Linked DNA regions of Homo sapiens: region 1 is linked to region 2. The links are chromatin contacts, found by Hi-C or POLR2A ChIA-PET in ENCODE. All regions are on one chromosome and are shown on one strand. The core of a region is the stretch at or near the end of the contact, and the rest is flanking DNA. Distances in the headings are between cores, read along the strand shown. Region 1 holds the start of STAG1 (STAG1 cohesin complex component). Region 2 holds the start of TMCC1 (transmembrane and coiled-coil domain family 1).

Region 1 (2,700 bases), core at 137-2,636, 6.9 Mb before region 2:
TCTATTAGTATGGACTGGGACTGGCATCTTTAACAACATGGAAAGCTTGAAACAGTCTTTGTGGAAAATAGGAGATCAGCCAGAGATTAGAAGAAAACGCAAGAAAATTATAAGTAGGAGTCCAGTCACGAATTCATATCCAATCTGGTCAGTTATGACTTCCTCCAGCGAAAAGCCACACATCTTGCAAACCCTTGAGAGAGAAAACACAAATAGGGGTAACCTACTGGAGACAGGCCCTTAAGACTATAAAGTAGTTGAGCGATTCCATACTGAAATAGAGTTGGCTATAGCGATAGAGAAGTTAGTCATATATGGGGCTAATGATCCAGGAGAGTAAGGATTCACTTTTGTGGTGAAAAGTTGTAAGCAGGTGAAAGGTAGGGATCCATGGCCACGGACGGGCAGGTGGAGATCAGGGAAGAGGCGACGTTAAACATAAATAGTTTGTTAATGATTTCACCTTACTGATTATTTCTCTTTTGGCATCTAGAAGGCTAAGATTCTCATGTGTATTTCAGAGCTACTGAAAGTAGTCCTAGGTTGTGGAGGGAGAAATCCACTTTCACAGCTGAGTCTATCTTCTCAGTCTAGTTATATTCTCCTCTCACAAACTAGCCAATGCTGCCGCCTTATGCAAAGCCGACACCACGGAAAGATGTGCTTTACAGAGGCAGGATGACGCCAATCGGCCTAGGGCCGGCGGTGTTTCGTCTAGATTAATGGCGAGGGAAGTCCCCAATAGTCCTTTTGAAACCTTTTCACTCTTGCCTGGTGAAAGCGCTTGTCAGCCGTAAATCGCGAATACAATGCTAAGCTCTGAGGCCCTTGCTAAATCCAAGTAGGAGCAGGGATCTGCGCGGCCTCACCCTCGGGTTTCCGCAGGGCGTCTCGAGAGCTGCGGATGGGGGCAGCAGGAGCCGGGCGGGAACAGAGGAAAGCGCCGGCCCTGAGACCTAGGGAGGAGCCTCGGTGAAGGAACCCGGGGCGGGTTCCTGCCTAGATCTCCAAGAAGCTCCAAAAATGGCGGGCGGCAACTCGGCGAGCCGGACGCGCAGGCGCCACCGTGGCCGTCCTTCCGCCAGCCGCGGGCGGCCCAAGAACCGTCCACAGCGCCCTTATCCAGAAGCCTACGCCTCTCGCGATTGGCTGAACTGCGCGAGCGCTCCGTGTGGGGGCGGGGCCGCCACGCAGCGGCCACGTTTCCCGCCCCGCTGGTGCGCGTGCGCGCAATCCCCACTGGAAAGCGTTTGCGCGCGCCCCTGCCGCGGCCCCTAGCTCGCGCCTCAGCTCCCTCCCCTTTCCGGGCAGGCCCGTCCCGTCAGCAAGGCAGTGAGCACCGCGGCCAGCAGAGGGCGGTCCGGACCCAAGTCTGCAGCGGCGCCATTGGCGTGTGGAAAATGCCACCAGATGGCGGGTTAGGATTGCAGCTCCGTTGAAGGCGCGGCCCCCGCTCCCGAACCCCCGGCGACCACCCCGTAACAACCCCCCCACATCGGGAATAACACACCGGAGACTTTTGGGGGGAAACTAGGTCGATGGTCGGCGGCGCCCGGATGGGCAGCTGAGGTGAGTGCGGGCGGCGGCGACGGCGGCGGGGGGCGGGAAAGAGGGGGAATGCGGCGGCAGCGGCGCGGGGGCTGGAAGCGCCGATCCAAGATGGAGGCCGGGCGAGAGCGAGAGAGCGCGAGCGGCGAGCGGGCGGGCCGGGCGCGGGCCCCGTGCGGGGGAGGGAGGCCGCGCGGGCCTGTGCGGGGTGCGGCGGTCGTGGGCCGTCCGAGTGCCCGGAGAGACGTCTGTGGGCGCGGTGGGCACCCCGGCGTCTTCGTCGCTTGCCACCCCTCCCGCGGGCACCAAAAATTTTGCCCCCGCCCGCCCGGGCACTACGGCGACAGGCGCGGAAGCCTTTGTGGCGCGCTCGGGCCCGCCGCCAAGCCCGCCCTCCGCCCCCCCCCGCCCGGGCTCTCGGGAGTCGCCCGCGCCCAGCGGGGCCGGGCCGACGCGGGCTGGCGCGAATGCCTTCCGCCGCCTGCCGACCTGCGTTTCTGCGGTGTTTTAGCGGCGGCGGCGTCACATGACAACGAGTTCATTTCAGCGGAGGGGCCTGGGGGGTCGCTCGGCGGGGCGGCTGGCCCAGGCTTCTTGTTGGCGGGGTGGGGCAGCGGGGTGGCGGCTGGGGGAGATGCATCAATGCTGGGCTTTCCAGCTATCTGCCCTCTCAGCCCCCGACGGGGGCCTCCTTGTGAAACGTGTCCAGGCCTAAGCACTGCCCCGCTAGTTTGCCAGTCCCCTGAGAGACGAGGCCAATAAAAGTTGTTTTCCCTCCTTTCTCGAGGTGGGGGCGGGGTGGGAAACTAGAGTGCTTGGAGTTGGACCTGAGCCCCGTTTGCAGGGTCCGAACTGGGTTCTTCTTGTATGGTATGGGTACTAAGAAATTTTCAGGTTTTAGGATTGTCACGTCACCCCCATCTACCCACATTTGAAATGTTATCTGTCGATTCTCTTCACATTGCAGGGAATCGTGCTCCGGGAGTATAAGTCATAGGATAGTTTTGGACACTTACAGACAAAAAAAAAACAAAAAAAAAAAACGCAATTTGTCATAAAAAAAAATTATTTGCTGTTAAAGTTGGTGTTAAGATGGATAGAGTTTATTCTCGTGATTCTGACTAGAAAGACTTGCATCTTCGCAAAAATAGT
Region 2 (2,700 bases), core at 122-2,621:
AGGCTGAGGCAGGAAAATCACTTGAACCCGGGAGGCAGAGATTGCAGGGAGCCGAGATCGCGCCACTGCACTCCAGTCTGCCTCTCAAAAACAAAAAACAGACATAATGATCAAGTTATTTCCCCTGCAACCCTGCTGAAAAAAACCTGAATAGCTTCTACCAAGCACTCAGATTAAAGTCCCAAATCCGGCCGGGTGTGGTGGCTCATGCCTGCAATCCCAGCACTTTGGGAGGCCGAGGCGGGCAGATCACAAGGTCAGGAGTTCCAGACCAGCCTGGCCAAGATGGCGAAACCCCATCTCTACTAAAAATACAAAAATTAGCCAGGTGCGCTGGCGTGCGCTGGTAGTCCAGCTACTCCGGAGGCTGAGACAGGAGAATCGCTTGAACCCAGGAGGCGGAGGTTGCAGTGAGCTGAGATCGAGCCATTGCACTCCAGCCTGGGTGACCTGGGTGACAGAGTGAGACTCTGTCTCAATAAATAAATAAATAAATAGGTCCCCAATCCTCACCTGTTCTCGCCTACCTCTTCCCACACTCGCAGTCTACTCCACATTCAATATTCTTTAGCGCTCCCCATTCTGGCCATGCCAAGACCTCACCCCTTGGAGCAACTAACTCCTCCCAACTCAATTCCTCAGATTCTACCCTCTTCATCCTCAACTAAATCAATTCCCCCATAAAGATTCTCTTAGTACCATATACCTCTCAGAAGATTTTTACTAATTGAAAACTTAATTTTGTCTGATTCTCCCATGAATGTTTTCCTTCTCCACCAGATCTCAAACTTCATGAGACCAGGGACTCCGTTGACCCCATATGGTACTCCCAGCTCCTTGAACACGGAAGAAGCCTCATTACATAAGTAATAAAAATAAAATAAATTAGGAAAATGGGAATTATAAAGGGATGGGCTGGTGGCTGCTTACAATCCCTTCAGTGGTAATACCTGGTGCAAAGTAATGAGTCTCTGCCCTTTTCCAAGCAGCCTGCTAGGTGGAATGAAGGAAGGCCTTGCGACTCAAATAGGGAGAACAAACGTGTGATCCAGAGCGGCGGGCAGAAATCCGACGAAACCCCATATTACTCAGGGGCGTTGCTCCTAGGGCGAGGGTGGCTCGGTTCCTAGAGCTTTTTGAGAGGAGGAGCTTACCTGGAGCAACTCAGCACTACCTGCAGCGGCGCAGCTCAACCAGCCCAGAGACCGCGTGGGAAGGCGGGCTAGGGGAGGGGCCACGCCTTCCAGGGCCCATCCCCGCCCCTGCGGCGTGCGCGCGCCCGTCCGCCCGCTCCCTTGCGCGTGCGCCGCCGGCCGGGGGCGGAGGTTGTGGGCGGTGGCGGCTGTGGCGGGGGCGCGCGCGCGCTCGCTCTCTCGCGCCGGTTCGCCCTCCCGCGCCGGGGCTGAGGCGGCGGCGGCGGTGGCGGTGACTGAGGCGGCGGCGGCTGAGGCGGCGCGGGGGGAGGGTCGGGAGGGGGGGGTGGTTGTGGGGGATGGACCGGGTGCGGCGGCCGCAGTGGAAGGAGCAGGCGCTTGAGCTCGAGCGACGGCGCTGGCGGAGACGCCGGCTGCTCCTCCCCTCCCCGCCGGTGAGTGAGCGCCCCCGCCCCGGACGCTGGCGGCGGTCGCGGCCCCCTCACGGCCCTCCGCGGTGGGTGGGGACAGTCGTGAGGGAGCGTGGCCTGGCGGCGCAGCGGACGCGGGCCTGGCCTCCCGCTCGCGGCCTGTCGGGGCTGGGACCTGCCGTCGCCCCCGTTCGAGGTTGAAGCCCCGGGCCTAGGACTCGACCCCCAGCATCCCACGGGGCCTCTTTCCTTTCCCGGCTCATTCCGCTGTCATTTTGACCTGGGGTTCCCCTCCAGCCCCTCGCCTCGTTCCCTTCCCAGCATCCCAGGGCCGAGGTGAGGGAGGGGCGTGTGAGAAGTCGGGCCGAGGCCCGAGGGACTGTTTAGGAGCCGGTTCCCGTCGGAATCTGGGGTTTTAGGAGCCCTCGATCGCCATGGCGTCCCAGAAGTTAGCCACCAGGACTCAGCCATTTCCACCTGAAACCAGTTTTGCACCTATTGTTTTGATTTTGAACTGTCTTTCGAGGGGAGGAGGGAGCCCGGCGTACTGGGGAGAATATGTAGTGGGAGGTGGGATGTGAGGAGGAGCTGGCTGGGCTTGGTCTCGGCCTCAGGATGCCCCCTGTTAACCCCTGTAGGATAGGGGAAAGAGGTGCAGCGAGTTGCACCTTCCCTAAAGGGCCAGAGATTCGTTTATAGCTTGCGAATCTCTGCTTTTTCAGCCTCGGTAAAGGGGTATCATTTGTGGTTGGTTTGGTTCGTCCCTTAACAACATTCTTGGTGAGGAATCCCCAGGTGAATCTGCCACGGAGTGAAGCAGCCCACTTGAGCTGTTGGCTACCCCCGGCCCCCGCAACGCCCGTTGGCTTTTGTGACACGTTACACGTTAGTGTTGGTAGAGCCTAGCCGTCAGAGGTACCTGTACCATAAGCATCTCTACGAAAGGTGTGAATTCCTAAATTAGCTTATTCTGTTCTTAAAAAAAAAAAATCCAGGGCATAAATATCAGATAGCTGCTTTAAAATAAAACAAAACTTTGATTTGTTCCAGGAGGTAGATACATTTTTTTCTCTGTATATTAGGAGATTGAAACTCAAATTGTGAGTAGGTGGTAGTTTTACTAGTGTCATGTGACA

The links. Hi-C counts contacts between places; a loop is a spot of excess contacts on that map. ChIA-PET counts read pairs that join two places held with the same protein, here RNA polymerase II (POLR2A). Pooled maps may share reads with other maps.
Region 1: a loop to region 2 is called in a map of naive thymus-derived CD4-positive, alpha-beta T cell, with 14 times the contacts of the local background. The contact joins the promoter of STAG1 here to the promoter of TMCC1 in region 2. A Hi-C loop is called at or near these places in 1 of 168 maps with a recorded cell type or tissue (naive thymus-derived CD4-positive, alpha-beta T cell) and 6 of 50 pooled maps. POLR2A ChIA-PET finds 5 or more read pairs at or near these places in 1 of 52 experiments (endothelial cell of umbilical vein).

What each region holds. Positions count from the first base shown.
Region 1 is chr3:136,751,064-136,753,763 of GRCh38, reverse strand. STAG1 (STAG1 cohesin complex component) reads left to right here and starts at 1,386. Exons shown (of 34, transcript NM_005862.3): 1 at 1,386-1,569. It overlaps STAG1-DT (STAG1 divergent transcript), which reads right to left and starts at 1,093. Exons shown (of 1, transcript NR_185911.1): 1 at 1-1,093. RefSeq lists enhancers at 78-1,009, 803-1,122, 1,010-1,941 and silencers at 1,133-1,362, 1,683-2,062.
Region 2 is chr3:129,892,382-129,895,081 of GRCh38, reverse strand. TMCC1 (transmembrane and coiled-coil domain family 1) reads left to right here and starts at 1,371. Exons shown (of 7, transcript NM_001017395.5): 1 at 1,371-1,588. It overlaps TMCC1-DT (TMCC1 divergent transcript), which reads right to left and starts at 1,211. Exons shown (of 3, transcript NR_037893.1): 1 at 1,155-1,211. RefSeq lists a silencer at 1,114-1,843 and enhancers at 1,205-1,996, 1,997-2,700.